Linked DNA regions of Homo sapiens: region 2 is linked to region 1. A link is a contact called in ENCODE Hi-C or POLR2A ChIA-PET data. All regions are on one chromosome and are shown on one strand. The core of a region is the stretch at or near the end of the contact, and the rest is flanking DNA. Distances in the headings are between cores, read along the strand shown. Region 1 overlaps HMGN4 (high mobility group nucleosomal binding domain 4). Region 2 has its middle 9.5 kb from the start of H1-2.

Region 1 (7,325 bases), core at 1,020-3,519:
GACTGGATTATATGAATACATATATATGCGTGTAGAAAGATAGGTAGATGGGTAGGTGGGTAGATAGATAGATAGATGATAGATAGATAGATAGATAGATAGATAGATAGATAGATAGAATTTTGGGGGGATGTTAGTATGGATTTGTAATATGGTTAGACCTCGGTCTTAAAACGGACCCTCGTTATGGCTGAGCTTCTGTGCTGTTATTAGCAAGAATTTCTAAATTACCAGGTCCTTATTAAAATCGCAGCTGAACCTTCTAAAATCACCTTCTAGGTCAGATACATAGATTAATAAACCAGGGTTGATGCAGTTTGGACATTTTGTATGAAGCTTGGTAGCTCAGTCAGTATGGCCATGGACTTTTAATCTGAGGAACCAGGTTTCAAGTCCCTGTTCAGGTGTCGCTGTATTTCTCCTTTTTTATTTCCATTTCTTCATTTTTAACCCAATACGTACAGTATTCTTTCCTTATCAGCAGGAGATATGTTCCAAGACACACAGTGAATGCCTGAAACCTCGGATAGTACCATAGTATACTATGTTTTTTCGATCTGATAACCAGGATGAATACTAAGTGACTAAGATGTGGGGAGCGCATACCGCGTGGATAGTCTGGACAAAGGGATGATCCTCGGGCGGGTGGGAGATTTCATGACGCTACTGAGAAAGGGGAGTTATTTGAAACTTATGAATTTTTTATTTCTGGAATTTTCATTTAATATTTTTGGACCACGGTTGAAGGGGGTAACTGAGACAGCGGAAGGGAAACTATGGACAAGGCGGGAGAGGTTACTGCAGTTAGAGAGAGGAAGGTTAAGGTCAAGTCACGGGCTGATATCCCCGAATAAATGAAGGACTCTTGAGCTGACCATAGGTCTCATAACCTAGGAGCTGTTTAGAAAATAGATGGGCCTTTTGGAAAGGGAGCCACAGCGCACAAAGCTTTTCATCTGCAATAGGAGTAAAAGTTGCAATAACAATGGCTACAAGTTGTTAAAGGTTAAACTCTTTCTTGAAAAGCAACAAAAATGCACAGGCTCCCTCTTTTCTCTATTAGCGTGCTCCTTTCTGATCCCCTGCTTTCCTGATCCATGGGGTTGCCCAGGTAAACAGACGTGGTTCTTCACCCAGAACTTGGGCCTAGTGGCAGTAGCTTTCATTTTTTTGGTGGTGACCTACAATTTAGTTTAGTTTACATCGTAATTCAGTCATACATATGTAACAGAAACAAAAGTTGCATGAACTATTCCTTACTCTTAACACACACACTGCATTCTGATTATTTCTGATTCTAGTCTATTCTAACTGAAATTTAACATATCTTTCACTTACTAATACAGGTAACAAACCACAATTGAAAGAGAAGTAACTACGACTCTGTCATCAAGAAAAATCACATATTTTTGGCCGGGGGTGGTGGCTCATGCCTGTAATTCCAGCACTTTGGGAGGCCGAGGCGGGCGGATCACCAGGTCAGGAGATCAAGACCATCCTGGCTAATACGGTGAAACCCCGTCTCTACTAAAAATACAAAAACAAAATTGGTGGCGGGCACCTGTAGTCCCAGCTACTCGGGAGGCTGAGGCAGGAGAATGGCGTGAACCCGGGAGGCGGAGCTTGCAGTGAGCAGAGACCACGCCACTGCACTCCAGCCTAGGCGACAGAGGGAGACTCTGTCTAAAAAAAAAGAAAAGAAAAATCACATATTTTTGTATCACAATACAGTTGTTACAAATACCCAAGACAACTGTTTGAAAATTACAGCAGTCATAAGACGGGTCTTGATGTTTAATATTTAATGCATTAATGAGAAGCACACATTACTCTATGAAATTATTTTAATCGTTTGAAAACTGTTTTGTAGTACAATTGGCTTTCTTTAAAATCCTGTGTATTTTTTAAAAGCTTTTAAAAATACAATTTTGAAAAGGGCTCCATGGGCTTCATGCTGGGGCCAGAGGGCTCCCTGGGAGCTAAAAGATGAAGAAGCCGCGGAAATTCGCCATCTGGGAGGAGACCACCGTCGGGTGCCCGCCATCCCCTTCCGCCGGAACTCCACTAAAGAGGACTAGGTGTTAGCGCTGGCGCGGGAGGCCGGAGCAAGGTCTTTAAAGGTCTAAGGTGAAATTCCGGGTGGGAGCTCAGTCAAGCCTCCCCTACCCAACTGGGAATCAGTGCGCCAACCGGAGCACGCCCCCCAGGCGACACCGAGAGGCGCGGAACTCCCAAGCCTAGAGGGCGTCGGAAGTGCATCCCAGAGCGGAGCAGCCAGAGGGGCGGGGCGTCGCGGCGCTGGGGCCGCGCCCTCGGGTATCCAGAGTACGGCTCTTCCAGGCCATGTTGATGACCCAGGGTGGAAGCCATTGGAGAGTTTTGAGAGAAGAAGGAGGTATTTTTTTTTTTTTTTTTTGAGACGGAGTTCTCACTCTATCTCCCAGGCTGGAGTGCAGTGGCACGATCACGGCTCACCGCAACCGAGGGAGGTACATTTTAGCGGGATTTCTGTGAGAGGCATTCGAACCAGAGCGACTCCATTTTGAGTGAGGGCTAGGAAAACGAGGCCGGGACTTTTGCTGGGCTGCATTCCCAGAAAGTCAGGCATTCCTAGCCTCTAGATGTTTATGGTTAAGGGAACAAATTAATAATGTTTACTAAACAGACCCAGACTTGGGAGTGTCTAGATGTCCCCATATCTGGAGAACAAAGGCATTCCAAATTTTGCTTTAAAGATAATAATATCGATTCTTACAAAATATAATAAGAAAATTAATCCTTTATCACAGACCCTTGTAGCAGAGCACATCTCCCCATACTTACAGGTATGTATCTAGGGTGGACACTTTCCTCCGCGTTTCAGGAACACCCTACTCTGTCTATGGAGTAGCTGTACTTTCACTACTTAACTTTCTTAATAAACCTGCTTTTACTTTGCACTGCGGACTCGCCCTGAATTCTTTCTTGCGGGAGAGCCAAGAACCCTCCCTTGGGGTCTGGATCGGGACCCTTTTTCTGTAACACAACAACTATTGAGAAAAGAAGGTAGTGGTGCAAGAACAGATACAGAAAAATAAGTTTCCCTCCCTCTTCTTTCCAACTCTTCCATGCTCAGTGCCTCAGATGTGAGGGTCAGAAATTTGGTTATTAAAAACTCTAGGCCGGGCGTGGTGGCTCACGCCTGTAATCCCAGCACTTTGGGAGGCCGAGGCGGGTGGATCACGAGGTCAGGAGTTCGAGACCAGCCTGGCAAAAATGGTGAAACCCTGTCTCGACTAAAACAAATACAAAAGATTAGCCAGACATGGTGGCAGGCGCCTGTAATTCCAGCCACTCGGCAGGGTGAGACAAGAGAATCACTTGAACCCGGGAGGCGGAGGTTGCAGTGAGCTGAGATCGCGCTAATGCACTCCAGCCTGGGCGACAAGAGTGAAACTCCGTCTCAAAAAAACAAACAAGCAAACAAAAAAACCTCTAGATCACCCAGGCTGATATATGTCTAAATTTATGTTTGTCTAAATGTAAAGTTAAATGAGAACAATACTACTCAGCTCATAGGGTTTTCGAAATAAAATTTTTCATGTAAATCACTGGGCACACAGTTTGGCAACAACACTTAATAATTCTCTTTTATTATAGTCAGAAACCTGATATAATTTGGTTATTCATCTTAATTTTTTGATCCAACAATAATTTATTGAACATCTACTATGCACCTAAGATGACAGCAAGAGGGGTGAAAAAGAATAAAAGTAAACAACTACTATGCACATCTATATGCACTATCCATATTCTCTTAACATCTTCGTAAATGTTATTATTCTTACTGGAAGCCTTTTCCCCACTCCTTGCTTGACCAGCTCCTTTCTGTTTTCATTTTGCTGGTCATATGTCAACATACTCCAGGAAGTCCTCCCTAAGGCACCTTCATGCCCTGGCATCAGGGTTTGGGTCTCTTGCTGTGTTATAACAGAGAGCACACTACTGTATGGTGACCTATCTCTCTATCCCATTCAACTTTTTTTTTTTTTTTTTTTTTTTTTGAGATGGAGTTTCACTCTGTCGCCCAGGCTGGAGTGCAGTGGCGCCATCTCGGCTCTCTGCAACCTCCGCCTCCCCGGTTCAAGCGATTCTCCTGCCTCAGCCTCTTGAGTAGCTGGGACTGCAGGGATGCGCCACCACGCCTGGCTAATATTTTGGTATTTTTAGTAGGAGACAGGGTTTCACTATGTTGGTCAGGCTGGTCTCAAACTCTTGACCTCAAATGATCTGCCCGCCTTGGCCTCCCAAAGTGCTGGGATTACAGGTGTGAGCCACTGCACCAGGCTCTCATTCAACTTTGAGCTGAGAACAGGGAATATTTCTTTTATCTTTGATCCTAATCTGTTGTCAGGCATAAAGTGCAGATAAATGTTTGCTGTTTATCAAATAAAATGGATTGGGAATAGTTGAGCAGATGAAGGATGGTAATACGGCATGACAAAGTAGAAATGCCAGCAATTCACTATTACAATGGAAAAAAATGCTATTATGTAATTCCAGTTTTACTATATATGCTACTTACTGGTTTTAGTAAGGGCTCCATATGGAGTGGCCTGGGTCTCAGTTTTGTGGAGTAATCGAATTGTCTTTTTTCCTTGTTTTTCAGTGGCGATGTAAGATTCTGGGAAATATGAATCTTTTTTTCAAATCTTCAACAGAGCTTTATGCATCAATATGCTAATGAGGTAAATTGCACTACTAGTCATTTCCATAAAGTATCTCTAATTCTTTTCAAAACCTTGCAAAATAGATAATAGTTCTTGCTTTGTTACTGAGGAGATTGTGGCTCAGAAAGGCTAAGCAATCATCCAAGCTTGGCATTATTTACTGCCAACTCTCTCAGACCTCTTCACCGTTCCATACCATGTCCAAATCATCAACATGTTTTGCCTAGATTGCTGTGACAGCTTAGTCTATTGCTCATGCAGCAGCCATACTCACACACACACATATATAAAACACCTTAGATTGTGCCATTTCTTTGCTCGAAACTCTAATGGCACCAGGCATGGTGGCTGATGCCTGTAATCCCAGCACTTTGGGAGGCCGAGGCGGGCTGATCACTTGAGGCCAGGAGGTTGAGATCAGCCTGGCCAATATGGCAAAACCCCGTCTCTTCTAAAAATGCAAAATAATAATAATAATAAAATTAGCCGGGCCTGGTGGTAGGTGCCTGTAATACCAGCTACTCGGGAGGCTGAGGCAGGAGAATCGGGGGCGGAGGTTGCAGTGAGCAGAGATTGCGCCACTGCACTCTAGCCTGGGTAACAGAGTGAGACTCCATTTCAAAAAAAAATGCAGAGACACGGCCGGGCGTGGTGGCGCACGACTGTAATCCCAGCACTTTGAGAGGCTGAGGCGGGTGGATCACCTGAGGTCAGGAGTTCGAGACCAGCATGGCCAACATGGTGAAACTCCGTCTCTACTAAAAATACAAACATTGGCCGGGTGTGGTGGCGCGCGCCTGTAGTCCCAGGTACTCGGAGGCTGAGGCAGAAGAATCGTTTGAACCCGGGAGGTGGAAGTTGCAGTGAGCCAAGATCACACCACTGCACTCCAGTCTGGAAGACAGAGTGAGACTCTGTCTGGGAAAAAAAAAAAAAAAAAAAAAAAGCAGACACCAACACCTAGACTACGCTGACCATTTGAAAAAGAAATTACAGGTATAATAAGGACTAAGAAGAAACAAAATTGTTTGTATACACAGAATATATGGTTGTCTATGTAAAAAAAACAAACAAACCCACAAGAATATGCAGATACAAGAATGAGAGGTAGCAAGGCTGCTGGATACAAAAATCGAAATCAACATTAGCTAAAAACAGAAAATGTGGTAACTAAAAATATACCATACGAAGTAGTGTTAAAAAGCATAAAGTCCCTAGGAAATATTAACAAGAAGACCTTTATGGAGAAAATTATAAACTTTATTGAAAGATATTTCAAAGGCCTAAGTAAATGAAGAGCTGTACCATATTCATGTATTGGAAGACAACATTGTAAAGATGACATGGTTTACCAGATTAATCTATAAATTCAATACAAATCCAATCAAAATTTCAATGCTCTTGGGTTTGTTTGATTTATAAATTGTTGGTCTAATTCTAGAAGTAATATGGAGGAACAGTTGGCTAAGAATAGCCAAGACACTCCAAGGAAGAACAATTTTGTGGTGATACTGGAGACAGAGGTGAAATTGGTTACAATTATGACAAAATGTGGAGGCATCTTGGTTTTTATCAGACCTTTTCCTAAAGTTGCAATAATCAGGACTGTACTGTACTGCTACAAGATTAGACAAATTGATGTCAGTCAGAATAGAAACCATCAAAAGACCCACACACATACACAAAAATTTAATTTATGAAAGAGGCAGTGTTACAAATCACTGGGGAAAGGATGAACTTTTCAGTAAATAGTGCAGAGACAACCACTTCGAATATGAAAAATGTTAAGTTGAATTTCTAACTCATAATTTTCACAAAAATCAGTTCAGGACAGACTAAAGACAAATGTGAAAGGCAAAACTATAAAATTTCCACAAGGCAGTAAAGAATATATTTATGACTTTGGGTAGGAAAGGATCTCCCCCCAAACCAATTTGTATTCAGCTTTATATGATACTTTTTAAAAACATTTACTTTCAGCAGGAAATAGGCAACAATCTATAACATTTTACAATTTCCAAACTCCCCTCCTCCAAAAGTCACCGTAAAAGTTAACAAGATATGTCGTTGCTGTTTTGAACAAGAAAGATTTTCAGAGAGGGTGGACACTTCACATGAGGCATGTATGAGCTTTTCTCAGGCCCACTTTGACATGGAGGGACTAAAGTAAAACCAGCAGGATGAATCCACAAACTGAAAACAGGAATCTTGGCTCTTTTAAGTGACACCATCTCGATGTCATCAACAGAAAGCCTGAGTTTTGTTACCTAACACAGCTGATTTTAGGGTTGCCAAGGCCACATCAAAACTCTCGGTTTAAGGAAGTCAAGTCTATGCTGATGGCATCGGGGAAAGGGGAGACACGAAGTTTTGGTTCCCCACACTGTAAGGCTTCCGTGCCAAAGTGGCTGACACGTGAATGTCAGAGAATCTCTCCTGGGAATCAAGGGAATCAAGAACAATCTTCAAAAACCAGGACAGAAAATCCTATTTTCCCTTATTTCAATTCAGTTTCTGAGATACACCCTATTAGTGGTACTTGCCCTTTCCACAAAAGACAACAAGGAAGTGTCCTGTGTGCTAACAACATAACTTAAAAAAGCCAAAATTCTACAC
Region 2 (7,070 bases), core at 2,125-4,624, 480 kb after region 1:
TTGAACAGCACAGCTCGAGTCTTTTAGAGGGAGACAGGACTCACCAAGATGGATGCTGGTGGCCAAGCAGCAATGGCAGGTAGTACACACACAAGAGGCAGATGATACAACACATCCTTCCCAAACCTGGAGATAAGCTCACCCCACAATCCCGCCGCTGAAATAGAGTTGATGTTACCAATGTGCATTTTTATGTCCTTTTCCATACAGAAAGATCATTCAGCAAGTACTATGGTACTTAAAAAACAACATTCAATTCATTATTATGACAAAATTAAATTAATAGCTCTTCCTTAAACTTTTAAATTCAATTTACAATGCTTACTATTGGCATTTATTAATCTACCAATTTTTTCCCATAGAACCCATAGAACAAATAATCTACCAAATTTTTAACATTCATTTTTGGCAAGGCTTTTGCAATTTGACGAACTTTAAGAAGAAAACTTATAAATTGCAATTTTTAAATCTGACATACTGGACTTTTAAAGTATCCAATTGACTAATGAACAAAACTGCTCCAAATTTTTCAATTCTTAAAAATCTTAAGACAATACTTAATATGGCAAATCTTAACTTCTTAAACTTTGTAAGAATGCTAATCAACTTAGATTGGTATAAAGTTGAGTTAAAAATCACAGGATACATCATCTCAGCTATAAGTTTTCATGAGTTGAGTTTTTACAATCACTTGAAATGCTTAGAATAGGAAATACGTATAAATTATTTAACATAAAATATTGTTACAAAACCTCTGGAGTGTCAGTTTCTCTGGCCAGACTTTATGCTGCAGCACCTTTGCCTGAGTTCTTGTCCTGCATCCAGGAAGAATTAGGTACAGAGGCAAGAGTCAAGAAGATTAGTTTTCCAATAGTTCAGCTCACCTAGTTAACTCCTGTTCACAATCTTCAAAGTTATCAGAAACCTGCAATTGAGGGTTATAATCCATTCTTTGCAGAGTTTCAAAACAAGACAACATTTGTCTATGAATGTTAAAATGTCCTAGGGTAGTCACAGTCAAAAACACAATTGACAAAGAAATTTAGTCACCTCTGTGATTTACAATAGCCTAACACAATAACTCTAATTATAACTGATGACACAAACTCAGATATCAGAACTCTAGAAATCCCCTATAATTTTGGAACACACATTCACAGTTTTCACTGAAATATGACCTGAAGATCAAATATCACCTTATTTCAACAATCCTATATAACTAAACGTGTCAAATGATCCTGTTTACCTCTCCTTTGGATACTCCAGGGGCCCTCTGTAGCATCCAAAAGTTAGGGGTTAGCAAAGACAATTTTGAAGCTGTAAAGGCTCAAAACACTTAATGAACCTCTAGTCATATCTGTTCTCTACTCACTAAATGCTAGTAGCACCTCTCAGTTGTGGCTAAGCTGGGAGGATCTCTTGAGCCTAGAAGTTTGGGGACGCAGTGAGCTATGATTATGCCACTGCACTCCAGCCTGGGCAACAATGCAAAATCCTGTCTCAAAAACAAAAACAAAAAACAAATTGCCTATGCTGTGGTTATCTCACAATTAATAAAAAGGAAAAAAAAAGTATGCAGTCTTTGTAGGTCCTTGGGGTTTGTTGGAACTCAGAAAACAATACCCCAAAATAAAGACCGCAGAAGCCAAAGTTTTTCTCTGATCTTCTCCTGCCCTCCTGTCTCTGAGTCCCATTCTCCCCGGAGTCTAGCCATAGAAATGAGAATTCCTCTTCCTCAAGTTAGGTCATAGAAATCAAAACACCTTTTCCCCAGAGCCCAGCCATAAAACCTAAAAATATTACTCTAACTTTCCCTCTGTTTTTCTGTGTAAAAACTGGCCATAAAGAAATTATCTGAACTACCTTATTTGATCATAGATCACCAGACCGCATTCCAGAGAGGATCCAGAAGGAAGGAATGCTGCACAGAGAGGCGAAGAAGAATCTAGACAGACAGGCCTTGCTGGGTTTCCCTACTCTGTTTATTAGCAATCCTATTTCTACACGGCGGCCCATACTTTGTTGAATCTAAAAAATAAAAATGGACAATTTCCCCTGTACATGTTAATACACATTAATAAATTGGATATAAATTGGATAATTTATTAATATACACATTAATAAATTGGATGCAGCCGGGTGCAATGGCTCACGCCTGTAATCCCAGCACTTTGGGAGCTGAGGCGGGCAGACCACGAGGTCAAGACCACCCTAGCCGAAATGGTGAAACCCCGTCTCTATTAAAAATACAAAAGTTAGCTGGGCGTGGTGGCACATGCCTGTAGTCCCAGCTACTGGGGAGGCTGAGGCAGGAGAATTGCTTGAACTCGGGAGGCGGAGGTTGCAGTGAGCCGAGATTGCGCCACTGCACTCCAGCCTGGTGACAGAGTGAGACTCCGTCTAAAAATAATAATAATAATAATAATAATAATAATAATAATAATAAATTGGATGCATTTTATCCTATTAATCTTCCTCTTGTCGGTGGTTTTCAGCGACTCTTCAGAGGCCAAAGAGTAAGTTTTCCCTTAGCCCCTACAGGTTCTTATGTTTAATTTGTTACTCTCATTTAAGACATAATTAAAGTGGCTTCTCCATGAAGATTATTTCTGCATCCATTATTTGGTAAGATTGGCCGTTTTCTCCTTTGATCTCTACTTCACACTGACCCACATAAAACATCACTGCCTGTTTTTTTGTTGTTGTTGTTTGGAGACGGAGTCTTGCTCTGTTGCCCAGGCTGGAGTGCAGTGGTGTGATCTCCGCTCACTGCAAGCTCCGCCTCCCGGATTCACGCCATTCTCCTGCCTCAGCCTCCTGAGCAGCTGGGACTACAGGCACCCACCACCAAGCCCGGCTAATTTTTGTATTTTTAGTAGATACGGGGTTTCACTTTGTTAACCAGGATGGTCTCGATCTCCTGACCTCGTGATCGGCCCGCCTCAGCCTCCCAAAGTGCTGGGATTACAGGAGTGAGCCACTGCGCCCGGCCCCGTTTTTTTTTTTGGTTTTTGCATGTCTTCTCCCTTTTACTGTAAACTATTTCCACTACCAGCGTAGTTATCATTTCTACTGCTTAATAATTGTTTTGGGGAAGTGAATGCATCAACCCACATGAATTTCTTGTCTATTTGACAATTTATTCTCTTTAGGAATAGTATTAACTCCTAAGGTCCTGGGAGCCAGTCTCTGTACTTGGCTGCTCCAGGGTCCTACTTCAGTTTCCCAGCTTCTCAGTACTGTCACTGTCAATTGTGGGTAATAATTATTTTTGTCCACCAAAAGACTCTGTATGTGAATGAGTTTTGAAATCTGCTGAGTAATACAGTGTCAACCCAGTTAATGATTTGCCGGGCGGCTTGATCAGGGGCTGTCCAACTACCGGCATTTTGATTTGGAGCGTCATCTAGTGTCTGAAAGCACAAACAACATCCTACATTGTAAATGCCTTTGGCTACAGAGATTGAAACCAAAGCAAACCTATGTTTTGAATTGTTATTCTTCAGCAGTTCTGCTAGCTTTGAAAAATCTAAAAGTTAAAAAAAAGCTTTATATTTCATTTTCTGCCTAAACTCTTTAAAATTGCTAGTTGACAATTAGATATTTTCAATTTAATGAAATTTTTTTTTAGTTCACAGATTAATACACAATGGGGGAGGGTTCTTATTCTGTTGGACTTTTACATAACCTCCACTTTAGTGCAGTCTGCTTTATGGGGTCTTGTTTGAGGTGTGTGTGTGTTTAAGGGAATGTGGTTTACAATCAAAATATTGGGTTGCTCTTAGGCACATTGTAAAGTCACACACCTGTATTCTTATTGATACATAATGATTAATAACATTATTATTACAGCCTGATCACCATCATTATTGATATATCTAAATAATGAATTTTATAATTTTGCTTCCTGTCAGGCAAGAGCCAATTTCAGTGCTACCATGTTTGTATAGCAGTATTTATGTCTGTCATCCTCAGTCATTTTACTTCACTTGTTCTTAGCCAAACGGCCGAGAAGCGATGGTCATTTTACTTCAAAAATGAAAAGAATTAATATTTTTACGTTTCCCTTAAAGACCCTATGTTTAACCTCCACTCCTGGGTAAAATGGTCTAGTCCCTCCTTTTCATATCATCTCTGATATCTTTTGCACAGCCACTATTACCTACCGTTTTCTAGATCCCTATTCTTCAAACACCACCATGAAGGTAGAGCCTGTCTGAATTATTTTCTTGTCCCCTGAACTCAGTACATTGTTAGGCTTCTTGAAGATGTTGATCAGTTGTTTGTGGAGTGAATGAATCAGCTAGCATGATTTTTCTAGACCACTGAGACAAGTGTCTAAGACACTTGTTCCTTCCCATGTTCTTGCCTGCCTGTGCAATCCATGCAGTCTCATGGCTTCCCAGTGCCTCAGAATTATCCCCTGTCAAACAGGCATTATAATTTCTGTCCACTGAAAAGGACAAAAAACTAAGTGTATAGCTAGAAGTTAAAAATTACCGGCCAGGTACTGTGGCTCACTCCTGTTATTCCAACATTTTGGGAGGCTGAGGCGGGCAGATCACCTGAGGTCAGGAATTCGATACCAGGCTGGCTAACATGGCGACCCCGTCTCTATCAAAAATGTAAAAGTTAGCCAGGTGTGGTGGCTCGCACCTGTGGCCCCAGCTACTCAGGAGGCTGAGGCAGGAGGATCGTTTGAGCCCTGGAGGTTGAGGCTGCAGAAAAATAGGAATATACTCTCTTTCAAGAGTTCGTGGTTTTGACTGCCACCTAGCGTACATCAGAAAAACCGCATGACATAGGAAATGCCTGTGACAGAGGGGTAAGGTGAGAGAGGTTGATGAAGAATGTATTGAAGGAGTGAAAACGCTTCCATCCCTCTACTTACTAAATATATTAGTTAAGTAGTTGGGGCATATTTTAATTCATGCATTTTGTAGATAGAAAAACAAAAGTTTTATTCTGTTTGATTTAGTTGATACTTTAATATGTGTGTGTTTAGGATGCATGATTTATAATCAGTCTGCAGCACTTCTTGGAGAAGTCTGAATTCTCATTCTCCATTTCCTTATTGGCAACGTGAGAATGATTACAATGGTGGTTGTCTCATAGAATGCAGGGAGTCAGAATGAAAATAGTCCATATAATGCCTGGTGCAGAGGAAGGGTTCAGTTAACTGTCTGTATTAATATTACTGATAACAGTCATGACAAACAAAAGCTTAACAACAACACCACCAACAACAGTTGCAGAATTGAGCCACCAATTTGCACACAAGATTGTAGGTAGGATGTTTTAGAAAAGTTATTATTTAATATATGTATATATTTTTGTACTTAAAATATGTCAGAGGTTGTTCTAAGAACTATTTAAATGTTAACTCCTTAATCCTCATAATGACCCATGAAACAGGTAGGCTTATTATTGTCTCTTTACATGTGAGAACACTGAGACACGAAAAGGTTTATTAACTCACCCAAAGTCACACAGCTGGTAAAACGGCAAAATTGAATTTGAACTCAGACATTCCAGGTTCCAAGACAGTCTAATTATTCTTTTGACTAATATACTAAGCTGCCTCTGTATTTTTCCTTGATTACTTTGTAAAAGTATGAGGAAAATATAAGTGCTTCAAGTAACCATGAAAAATATAAACAATCTATGTATCAACTGAAGCATAATTACAAATCCTTTGATAAGCAAACATAATAAAAATTTGATATCAATCAAAACTTTCATGTAATGTAAGCAGGTTGAGATGAATTCTATAGTAAAAAAGTGCAGAGTGCTGGAATACCATGCTCCTAATATATTGGCTAGGCACACCTGCCTGCTATCAAAGGTATGCACACACCTTGGATACAGAAAGTTGGGACTGGGTAGTTATGTGAGTGTCATCAGAATTCTTTCCCACTTGGGAAAGAATTGTCCATCATAAGCTTGGATGATGGACAAGGAGTGAGCTCCCAGAACAGTGATGTGGGGATACATCCTCACATCACAGTGAGAATGAGTGTTCTAGACTGTTTACACACCTACCACTCCTAAATGCACACATATAATTGCTTGCACACACACACATACACACTCATCTCTTCTCTGGTGGTCCAGCTCTATCTCTTATCATTAGGCTTCTTGGGGCTAGTACCTAGGGCCTGTATCCTTTCAGAGGCAGCTAAGGGAAGCACACATAATTAGAAAGAATGAACCAGCTTGTTGGATTTGGTCTCTTCGCATCCAGCCCTCCAAGTTAAGGAGAGTACCATCTTTCTTAGGGTCACCAAAGGAAAAAAAAAAAAAAGAAAGAAACAGAAGGATATCATACAGCAAGGATCTAATGCAAATATGCCTCAAATGAGAGGCTACTGTGTGCTGATCCCAATCCCAGGAACTGTATGCACATTATCTAATTTAATCCTCACTGTATTTCTGGGAGTATTATTCCCATTTTACAGAGAAGGAACTTGGCAGGGTAACCAAGCTCATGAATGGAGAAACTGGGATTAAATATAAAGCTTCCTTGCTCCAGAACTGCTGTCTTTCTGCTCTTCCACACTACCAGCTCAGCTGTGCTCTCTACATGCAGGCAGTTTTACAAGTTTCAGATTAGCCTGGGACTTCCAGGGTTTTGAATGGGTTAGGGAATGGGGAACTTTTGGGTTTACTTTCCATTTTTTCTTCATACATATGTAATATATAACATAAATCTATGGTATATATGATAAATATATGGCTACATATGAACTATATAATCACATATATGCATTATAAATAAATATTAATTTTATAATATTTTAAAGGTTATCAAATAAATATTAATATAAATAATTAAATAATTAATACTCAGCTTTGTTTTCCAAAGTGATAAATGCCTATATTTAGCAAAATATTTTTTGGAGGCCTGATAGTTTTTAGGAGTGTAAAGAAGTCCTGATATCTAAATGTTTAAGAACCACTATTTTAGGCTGTTGTCTTCTGTCTTATTTTCCCAGCTAGACTGGTAAATACTTGAAGGCAAACGTTTAGCCAGCACATTAACATTTTATGTTTTTATTCTTTTGTGCTCT

What was found. Hi-C counts contacts between places; a loop is a spot of excess contacts on that map. ChIA-PET counts read pairs that join two places held with the same protein, here RNA polymerase II (POLR2A). Pooled maps may share reads with other maps.
Region 2: a pooled map shows a loop between it and region 1 (2.0-fold over the local background). The contact joins two enhancer-like sites. A Hi-C loop is called at or near these places in 2 of 168 maps with a recorded cell type or tissue (A673 and CD8-positive, alpha-beta T cell), 1 of 37 single-sample maps with no recorded cell type and 7 of 50 pooled maps. POLR2A ChIA-PET finds 5 or more read pairs at or near these places in 1 of 52 experiments (PC-9).

The regions. Positions count from the first base shown.
Region 1 is chr6:26,545,560-26,552,884 of GRCh38, reverse strand. It overlaps HMGN4 (high mobility group nucleosomal binding domain 4), which reads right to left. Exons shown (of 2, transcript NM_006353.3): 2 at 5,952-7,325. Among named protein-coding and RNA genes, the nearest start is that of TRA-CGC1-1, 4.3 kb to the left of the region's middle. RefSeq lists enhancers at 1,967-2,016, 2,001-2,535, 2,795-3,749. Within about 2 kb of position 2,269, at least 11 of the 41 ENCODE cell types and tissues checked have a DNase peak (open chromatin) inside an H3K27ac peak, as active enhancers do.
Region 2 is chr6:26,062,420-26,069,489 of GRCh38, reverse strand. No RefSeq gene overlaps it. Among named protein-coding and RNA genes, the nearest start is that of H1-2, 9.5 kb to the right of the region's middle. RefSeq lists an enhancer at 2,378-2,877 and a silencer at 4,724-4,863. Within about 2 kb of position 3,374, at least 7 of the 41 ENCODE cell types and tissues checked have a DNase peak (open chromatin) inside an H3K27ac peak, as active enhancers do.